2 separate regions of the Homo sapiens genome follow, and region 1 is linked to region 2. A link is a contact called in ENCODE Hi-C data. All regions are on one chromosome and are shown on one strand. The core of a region is the stretch at or near the end of the contact, and the rest is flanking DNA. Distances in the headings are between cores, read along the strand shown. Region 1 holds the start of MOCS2-DT (MOCS2 divergent transcript). Region 2 holds the start of LINC02106 (long intergenic non-protein coding RNA 2106).

What was found. Hi-C counts contacts between places; a loop is a spot of excess contacts on that map. Pooled maps may share reads with other maps.
Region 1: a map of naive thymus-derived CD4-positive, alpha-beta T cell shows a loop between it and region 2 (5-fold over the local background). The contact joins the promoter of MOCS2-DT here to the promoter of LINC02106 in region 2. A Hi-C loop is called at or near these places in 1 of 168 maps with a recorded cell type or tissue (naive thymus-derived CD4-positive, alpha-beta T cell) and 5 of 50 pooled maps.

What each region holds. Positions count from the first base shown.
Region 1 is chr5:53,108,592-53,112,678 of GRCh38, reverse strand. MOCS2-DT (MOCS2 divergent transcript) reads right to left here and starts at 2,837. Exons shown (of 2, transcript NR_104654.1): 1 at 2,531-2,837. MOCS2 (molybdenum cofactor synthesis 2) reads left to right here and starts at 2,922. Exons shown (of 7, transcript NM_004531.5): 1 at 2,922-3,428; 2 at 4,036-4,087. RefSeq lists a silencer at 2,894-3,183.
Region 2 is chr5:50,967,913-50,971,875 of GRCh38, reverse strand. It overlaps LINC02106 (long intergenic non-protein coding RNA 2106), which reads left to right and starts at 1,689. Exons shown (of 2, transcript NR_104653.1): 1 at 1,689-1,953; 2 at 2,299-2,659. RefSeq lists an enhancer at 1,688-2,209.

The DNA of each region.
Region 1 (4,087 bases), core at 1,588-4,087, 2.1 Mb before region 2:
AAGTAAGCAACCCTAAGATTTATTGTGAAAAGTGAAATAACAAAGCTTCCACAGCATGGAAGGTGATCCGAGTGGGTTGCCACTGCTGGCTAGGGGCGCCAGCTGTTATTCCCTTATTTGTCCCTGCCCACGTCCTGCTGATTGGTCCATTTTACAGGGTACTGATTGGTCCATTTTACAGAGTGCTGATTGGTGCATTTACAATCCTTTAGCTAGACACAGAGCGCTGACTGGTGTGTTTTTACAGAGTGCTGATTGGTGCACTTATAATCCTTTAGCTAGACAGAAAAGTTCTCCAAGTCCCCACTCGACCCAGGAAGTCCAGCTGGCTTCACCTCTCACAAGCAACGTTATGTTTCTCATCTTCTAACAGAGCGTTCTGTGAAGGTCTGAGATGCTCCTACATTTCTAGTCTCATGGAATCTCGTCTTTTTTCAATCTGAAAACAAAATGGAAATGTTTTTGCCTCAACTTGTTTTTTTTCTTAACCAAATAGGATTCCTTATGGTAAAAATAACTGGGAAAATGGTGGCTCCAACTATGTTTTCACAAAAAATTGTAGCTTAAGTGAAATGCAAATGTTCATAAAGTCATTTTGCTATTACTAAAATAATTTATATACCATTGTGATGATTCACTGATTTAATTAATGAATTCATAAGAAAAGTAAAATCAAAGCCTATGGAATAAGCCTGGAATATTTTGGTATCAGTTTTGCTTGCATATCCACAAATTATAGATGGGGCTGTATTTTGTAAAAAAAAAAAGAACTGTGTCATATCTACAGCATAATGAATAAACGATGTGAACAGAAACTTCACAGAGAAGTATAAGTGCTCAATGAAAATATGAAAAGATTCACCTCATTAGGAATTAGAAAATAAAAAAATGAAAGCAAGGCAATATTATTGACCTATATTTACTTGAATTTATCAACAAAATAACTGGTGAAACTGATAGGATTATAAATCATCAGATTATTGTTTATTTGTAAAAGATAGTTGCTCCTAAAATATTTTCTAAAATAAAGAAGATTATGAAAAATATTAAGAAACCTGAATTGATATTTTGTAACTATATGTTCCCACTTTGGACAGTTTCCATTTTTTTTTAATATTCTGATGTCATTTACATTTTATTTTATAATCATATCCCATAATTGATATCTTAGTTTTACGTTTGAATGGGTTAAAATCTCAATGCCAGTTTTTTTAGTTTTTCATTTTTCCCATATTAATACCTTTATTGCTGAGTTATTTACTTTGATTACTCTTGATTGAGTGGACTTTTTGCCCAAGAAAGATTTTTAAGAAGGGTTCTTGGGTATTGTGTTTTTTGAGTTTTTGCTGATTTAGGAGAATCCTGCCCCACCAGTTTGGCTGTAATATTATGGGATCATGCTTTTGTTCTCAGCCTTTTTTACACACTGCACATTGCCATCAGATGCCACTGAGGAGTCTAAGGCCACTATTGTCATTCCCTTGTTTTTATGCCTGGGTGTGAATATAGTCTTTATCCTTTATGTTTAGCAACTTTACCAGGATACACATTGGTATTCATTGCTCCTTGTCAATTTTTCCTACCAAGGACTCTCCAGCCTCACTTCTCATCACCTCCTTTGCTGGAGGCACACCTGCCTTGCCAACTACTTGCCCTTCTGTGAACTTATTATGCTTCTTCATATCCCTGTGGCTTGTCAGAGGCAAGTGAAATTTCTTCGTGCTCTACTCCCACTCTTGTCATTTACTGCCACCATTCTAGCAGATTTACCTTCTCAGCATCTTCTCACTCCCCAGGTGACACAACCACTTTCCCCTTCCACCCTTGAAATGTAACACAGATCCTTAGTATTACAGGGAATTATCATTCATATTTAAAACTCTCCTACCCAGGACTGTGAGCTCCAAGGAAAGGGACGTGTAACTTACATCCACTTAACGACGCAAGCAATTTAAAGCCAAGAGTTCTTGTTGGCAAGAATTGGGAAAGTTGGACGGACAGTATACAATTACCGAGCAGCCAATAAACAGGAAAAGTCATACAGTTCGAATGTTCTGACCAGGCGGATATTCTGTCTTTAAGAAACACTAATCATATACCTGGGAAAGAAAAAAATCTTGGGCCCCTTCAAACTGGGAATTACTCAGGGCAAATCTGCCTCCTATTCTATCCAAGTCACCTCTTTTGCTGACAAAGAATAGATGCATATTCTGATTGCCTCCTTTAGAAAGACTTATCAGAAACTCAAAAGAATGCTACTGTCTATTACCTACCTGGAAGCCCCCAGTTGGGGGGGGCGGGGCTTGCTTTTAACGGTCTCCGCCTTTCTGGAAGGAACTAATGTACTTTTTACATATTGATTGATGTCTCCTGTCTCCCCAAAATGTATAAAACCAAGCTGTGCCCTGACCACCTTGGGCACATGTCCTCAGGACTTCCTGAGGCTGTGTCACGGGCATGTCCTCAACGTTGGCAAAATAAACTTTCTAAGTTAACTGAGACCTGTCTCAAATTTTCGAGGTTCACATACCGTAGGTAAAAGTGTCAGAAGCCTAAAGGTGAGCCAGTGGAAAAGCCTGAAGACCCCTGCAAGGTTATTAGCTAAGCCTCCATAACGCAGGCGGCAAGTGTCCAGGAGTCTGGCGTCTGCTCGCCTGCACCACGACCTCCCTCCTGGGGAGAAGGACATGCATGGTAAGCCATTTCTCCATTTCCATACTGATTGCTTCCTCTCACCACCACGGCCCATCTGCGAAGCAAAACTAATCCTGGCGTGGAACAGGCCGCCTGAGGGAAACAGCTAGAGCCCGGCGCGGGGCGGAGCTGGTTGTGCGCATGCTCCGTGCAGGCGCAGGCGGGGGCTGAGCGCCGTCGGGTTACGCCTGCGCTCCGGGTGAGCCCGCGCCTGCGCCTTTGCGGCCGTGATTCGGTCCCGCTGTCCTAGGCGGGATGGTGCCGCTGTGCCAGGTAAGGGTGGCGGGTGTGCGTGCGGGCCTGGGTGCGGAGCCCTCCTCGACGTGTCTCTCCCGCCCTTTCCCTCCACATACCCAGCCTTGGTCAGTCGGACCTCCCCACTAGCCCCCAACCTGGCCGGCGTCTTGGGTTCGGGGGCGCCCCCGCCCCCGCCCCCGGGCCCTTCCTGTCTCCGGGCTTTACTGCGACTGCCCCAGCAGAAGTCGGGTCCTCTCCGAGAACTCTTGTCAGCTCACGGCAGCAAGGACGGACTCGTTCTGAAGGCGCCTCCACCTTTTATGACCACCTCTTTCCCAGATTATTCGTTTTGATGAAGCTAAAATTTTAATCTAAAAAGAAATGCACCTCATGGAGAATTCTTGTGAAGAACTGTGCTTCATCTGTGGATTTCTACACCCTTGATCATTTGCAAACCTGTAATTATTTCGTAAAGAGTTGTTTGCACGGAGTGACAGGTGCCTATTTTACTTCGTCGGATCCCTTACATACCAGGCTGCTGGCACAAGTTTGTTCTAGCAAATTCCAGTCTGTCGTGTGTTTCAAACCTACTTGCTTCTGTAAATGTCAGATTTACTATGTTGCATAACTTAATCCTTAGCGTCTGGGGACGATGTTATACAGACCGGAATCTAAGGTCATTTGACAACCGTGAGAAACAGGTTTTTCGCTTATTTATTCATTTATTTTATTTGTGTAACTCATCTCTTGACTCAAACATTTGTTCTTTGCTTACATATTTATAAAAGGTGCTATACTTTTATGTCAATTAAGGCAGGCTTAACATGTTTTCCTAGAAGATAAATACTTAGGATTTTAATGATGGCACACTTAAGTTTGTAAAACTAAAAGGCATCCAGAAATTAGTCTGAATTGTATTTAAAACAACAAGTTTTCAGAATTTGAACTTGTAGGTATACTGAAATTTTTTACGGGTTATTTAATTTTCTTTATAAAATTTGTCTTTGATTAAAGCAATACATTTGGAAAATGAGAAAACTGCTCAACATTGACAGTCAGAAAACGAGTATGAGTTGTTATTAAAAGCATTTTCTTTACTTTCAGGTTGAAGTATTGTATTTTGCAAAAAGTGCTGAAATAACAGGAGTTCGTTCAG
Region 2 (3,963 bases), core at 440-2,939:
ATCAGAATAAAGAAAGTTGAGGTGGAATTTCCTTGGTCCACATCTCTTCTGCCTAGCTGGTGGTTGAATGAAAATACACCATCAATTGTGTCTATTACTCTTTTTGCCAGTCCTTCAATCAGGTTATAATCTAACCCTCTATCAGCTCAGAAGACCAGGTACCTCTTTTTTCTTTCCTCAAATCCATTAGATATTGAATTATAGCTTAAGATTTGGAGGGCAAATATGTGTTGCTTATTTCAAATTCTATTTATTGACTCACTCTGCCCACATCCTAACAAAGACGATATAGAAGACCAACAGAGTTTCCTATTAATTGTCCTTTCATTCACAAGAAAGAGACATTGCTCTGACCAGCATGCTCTGACTGTCAGGGAACTTATTATCATCTTAAATAAGATCAAATTATGTTCAATAATGAAGACAAGAGTAGGAAGAAGCCACCTTGAATCCAGTGGAACTGCTGTGCTCTGAAGTAATGGTAAGGGCACAGGACTTGTCTGTTGTTTACCCATGAATGCTGTCCTTAGAATCTTAGACAGCAGCACCACCTCACCTTAATGTGTCCTTAGAGACAGCTGAAAGCTTGGTGTAACGACATACATCTAAGGATACCTTTATAAATGATAAGGCAAATTGGTCCAAACAAAAATTAAGCCTGACCTCAAAATATATCTTTTAACTAGTTATTTTTATAAAATTCAAATGCCATAGAATGTGCTGTCTGCTTACATAGACAAAGCTCTTGATGCATTTTGAGATGCCAGTTGTTTGATGGGTGAATTGTAATGAAGCTTCCTTTAAGATTATCTGCAGAAGCAGACAAGTGATCATTGAATTTAGTTTGCCATCCTATGGCCTAGGCTCCTGTTGTCATGAAAACCTGAAATTGATTGCCAAACACTTGCACAGTAATTTTGAGATTCTTATAATTTAAAGCTCAATCATTTCTTGACTGAAGGATACTTATTGAGGAAGCTTCCATCATCAACCTCCGTTTAAAAAATTTCTTACTGTGTGGATTTTAATCAGGGCAATAAAAGGATCATCCACAAGCTCCACATCACTCAGCCATATTAAATTATGATGTAATCTAGTAAAAAAATCAATAAGTGAGACCCAGTAAGGAACCTGAGACTGTTCAAGACTAGAATGCAGGTAGGCACCATATGGCCAGAAATGAAGTGACTACGTATTATCTTCAACCAGGGACATTGGATTTACTCAGTTTCTTTGGGCTGGGCAAAAATGACCTTGTAATGCATTGAGTTATAGGCTAGCAGACATTAGGCACCACACTATCCCTTCAAGGTACGGTCTTTTTAACAAGTCCTAGGAAGGGCTGTTTGAGTTAATTCAGAGCCCGCAGAAGGGCTCACAACAACCTCCTTGTTTTGTCCTAACGTGAGCTGATCCTTCTTGCATCAGGTGGCTCCTCTGACTGTCCTGCCCTTTGGGTACTGGGCAATTAATCCACAAACGCAAAATCCTGAACCCTGGGCTAAGAAAATACGAACTGATTTGGTAAACAAATGATATGTAAAATCTATACGCACAGAGTGGCAAGTGACAAAGGAAATTGCAAATGCCCCTAAATGCTCTTTCCCATCGATTGGCAGAGAGAATCTAACACATACACAGAGGAGATGGAGCATAAAATTGGGCGGACTGACTCAGAGGTTTGTTTTGATTTTTAAATCATTTGTTAAAACTAAAAATGAGTGTGCGTACGCGTGGAGAGGGGGAACAAGGCTTCTCTAATCAGCAAAGGGGCTGTCGGCAGGCGATGTACAAATGAAAGCGCGCTTTCTAAATTTCCAAAGCACTAAAGGGAGAGAAATGCGCAATTACTGTGGGATTCGCCCAGAGGAGCAGCCTCAGGAGTTGAAGGGGATCCTGTCCCTCCCAGAGGAAAGCTCACGATTGGATTGGAACTTCTAGCGACTGCCTGAGGTGAGCTTCAGGTGGGGACCGGCCCCGCCAAGTCCGAGGCAGTTATCCACAAGAAAACACGCGCGTGCCCCCGCTGCTCCTGCGTGGTGGTCGTCCGGAGACAGGCGCCCTGCAGGGCATCTAGAGGGCCCCAAATGGCTCAGCCGGGCCCGCGGCGCAACAGGCTGCACAATAAATTAAAACAATAGTGAGAATAAGCAAATGGTCTGGAGGGCGGGCGGAACCGAAGCTCGCTCTTCGGAGCTGGAGTGCCGCGGGGAGGGGGGTGTCAGCGTCCCAGGGATGAGACCTTCCCCTCCCCCTTCCGCTCCCCGGCACCCCCTCGACCAGACGTCTCTTCCGTAGGCGCGTCCTCCGGGTCATGGGGAAACAGAGGCAGAGACTTGGGAAGGAGAAATGGAGAAACCAGGGCAACGTGGTCAGTGCTGCAGCGCCATCCCTTTTTCACTAAGACCACCCTGGGCCCCTGGGCGGGAAGCCCTTCGCACACTCCAGCCGGGGAGAGTCCGGGCTGGGTTCCGCAGCGCCTGTGGCTGTGTGGCCGGGAGGCTCCTTGCTCTCGCCCGCGTGGTCCTGAGATCGGTCGCTCGTTCCCACAGGCCCCGGGATTGGCTGCACCACGCAGCTGTTGTCCAGTTCCGGAGCTGCCGCGTTCAATCCGAGTCCCTCCGATGCTTTCACTGATATTAAAATTTCACTTTTCGAACTGGCCTTTTATTTATTTTTTTTTACGCAGTCGTTTTTGGGAGGCAACAACTCGGACATCCTGTATCCGTAATCAGATAATCTCACTCCTGCTTTTGTATTCCTGCAGCTTTAAACTCTGCAAATATTTGTGTCCTTCACAAAAAAAGGCGTTCCTCAGTCTACCTCCAACCTCGCCGGGCAACTTATCTTTCCCAAGTTCACAGCCTGACTCCGGATCTCTTGGTCTCTTGTGATCTTGCAGCAATTCAGCAGAAAAGACTCGGTTTGGGTTTTGGTTTGTGATGGCTAATAATGGGGGTTTTACCCCCCTGATGTTTGGGGGATTTGTGCTTGTTTTATGATTACTATTTTTCTTGTTTCCTGCAGTCAAGGAAAACTGTCTGTGTTACAAGCAAACTTACTGTCCCCTGCCTCAGGGACGTGAGTTCCAGTCCTGGACACTTTACTTTCTCTCTCTCCGGTCTTCCCTGGCCCACGGTCAGTTTCTTAACTCTCCTTGTCCTTGATCTTTTCCCGAAATGCCTGGACCCTCGCCTTAGCCCCTCCTCCGATTTGCCCCTTTCTTTAATTTGTCTTGTGTGTTAGCGCTGGGTCAGCGCGCCCTTTGTGCTGAGGTCCTGGGCCGGTGTGTGTGTGTGCGTGCGTGCGTGTGTGTTGTAGTGTGTGTTTCTTTTGTTATTTTCTCCCCTAACACCGCAGAAATGAAACACACATGCAGCTCTGTCGCCTCATATTTTCAGATGTTTTTCACACTATTGTCTGCTCCAGCCCGTTGAAAGTGCAAAGTGAAAACAGATGCATCCAAAAAATTTTTTTTGAAAGGGACAATCCTAGGATGGAGACTAACCCCTCGAATACAGATAAGCAATAAATATTGTATCAGATTTATAACGTGCATCGAGCAGTCTTGATTAGCACCAAGGTGAGCTTTGGTGAGATTTTTATCATTTCCATGTGTCTGGACTACAAGAAGAAATCACTGGGGGAAGAGCTCTATAAATCAGCGTCCATGTCAAGACAAATCAAAATAATGCCTCTATTATTTCAATCAATAAACCATTTTTATTCCCAACATCTGATACACACAGTGTGTGTCCGTCTGTTTGTATTTGGAATTGGCAGCCTTGCCTTATACCAAAACAAACCTTTCAAGACGTGTCAATGAAATTAAAATTTTTAAAAGGAGAATTCAATGTGACCCTCCTTCCCTTTCGAGCTACTCCATTCTCCCCTTTTTAAGCCGCACACCCCAAGTCAGTAGGAGAGCTTTGCAACTCTGCAAAGGATGAAATTGCTTTGAGA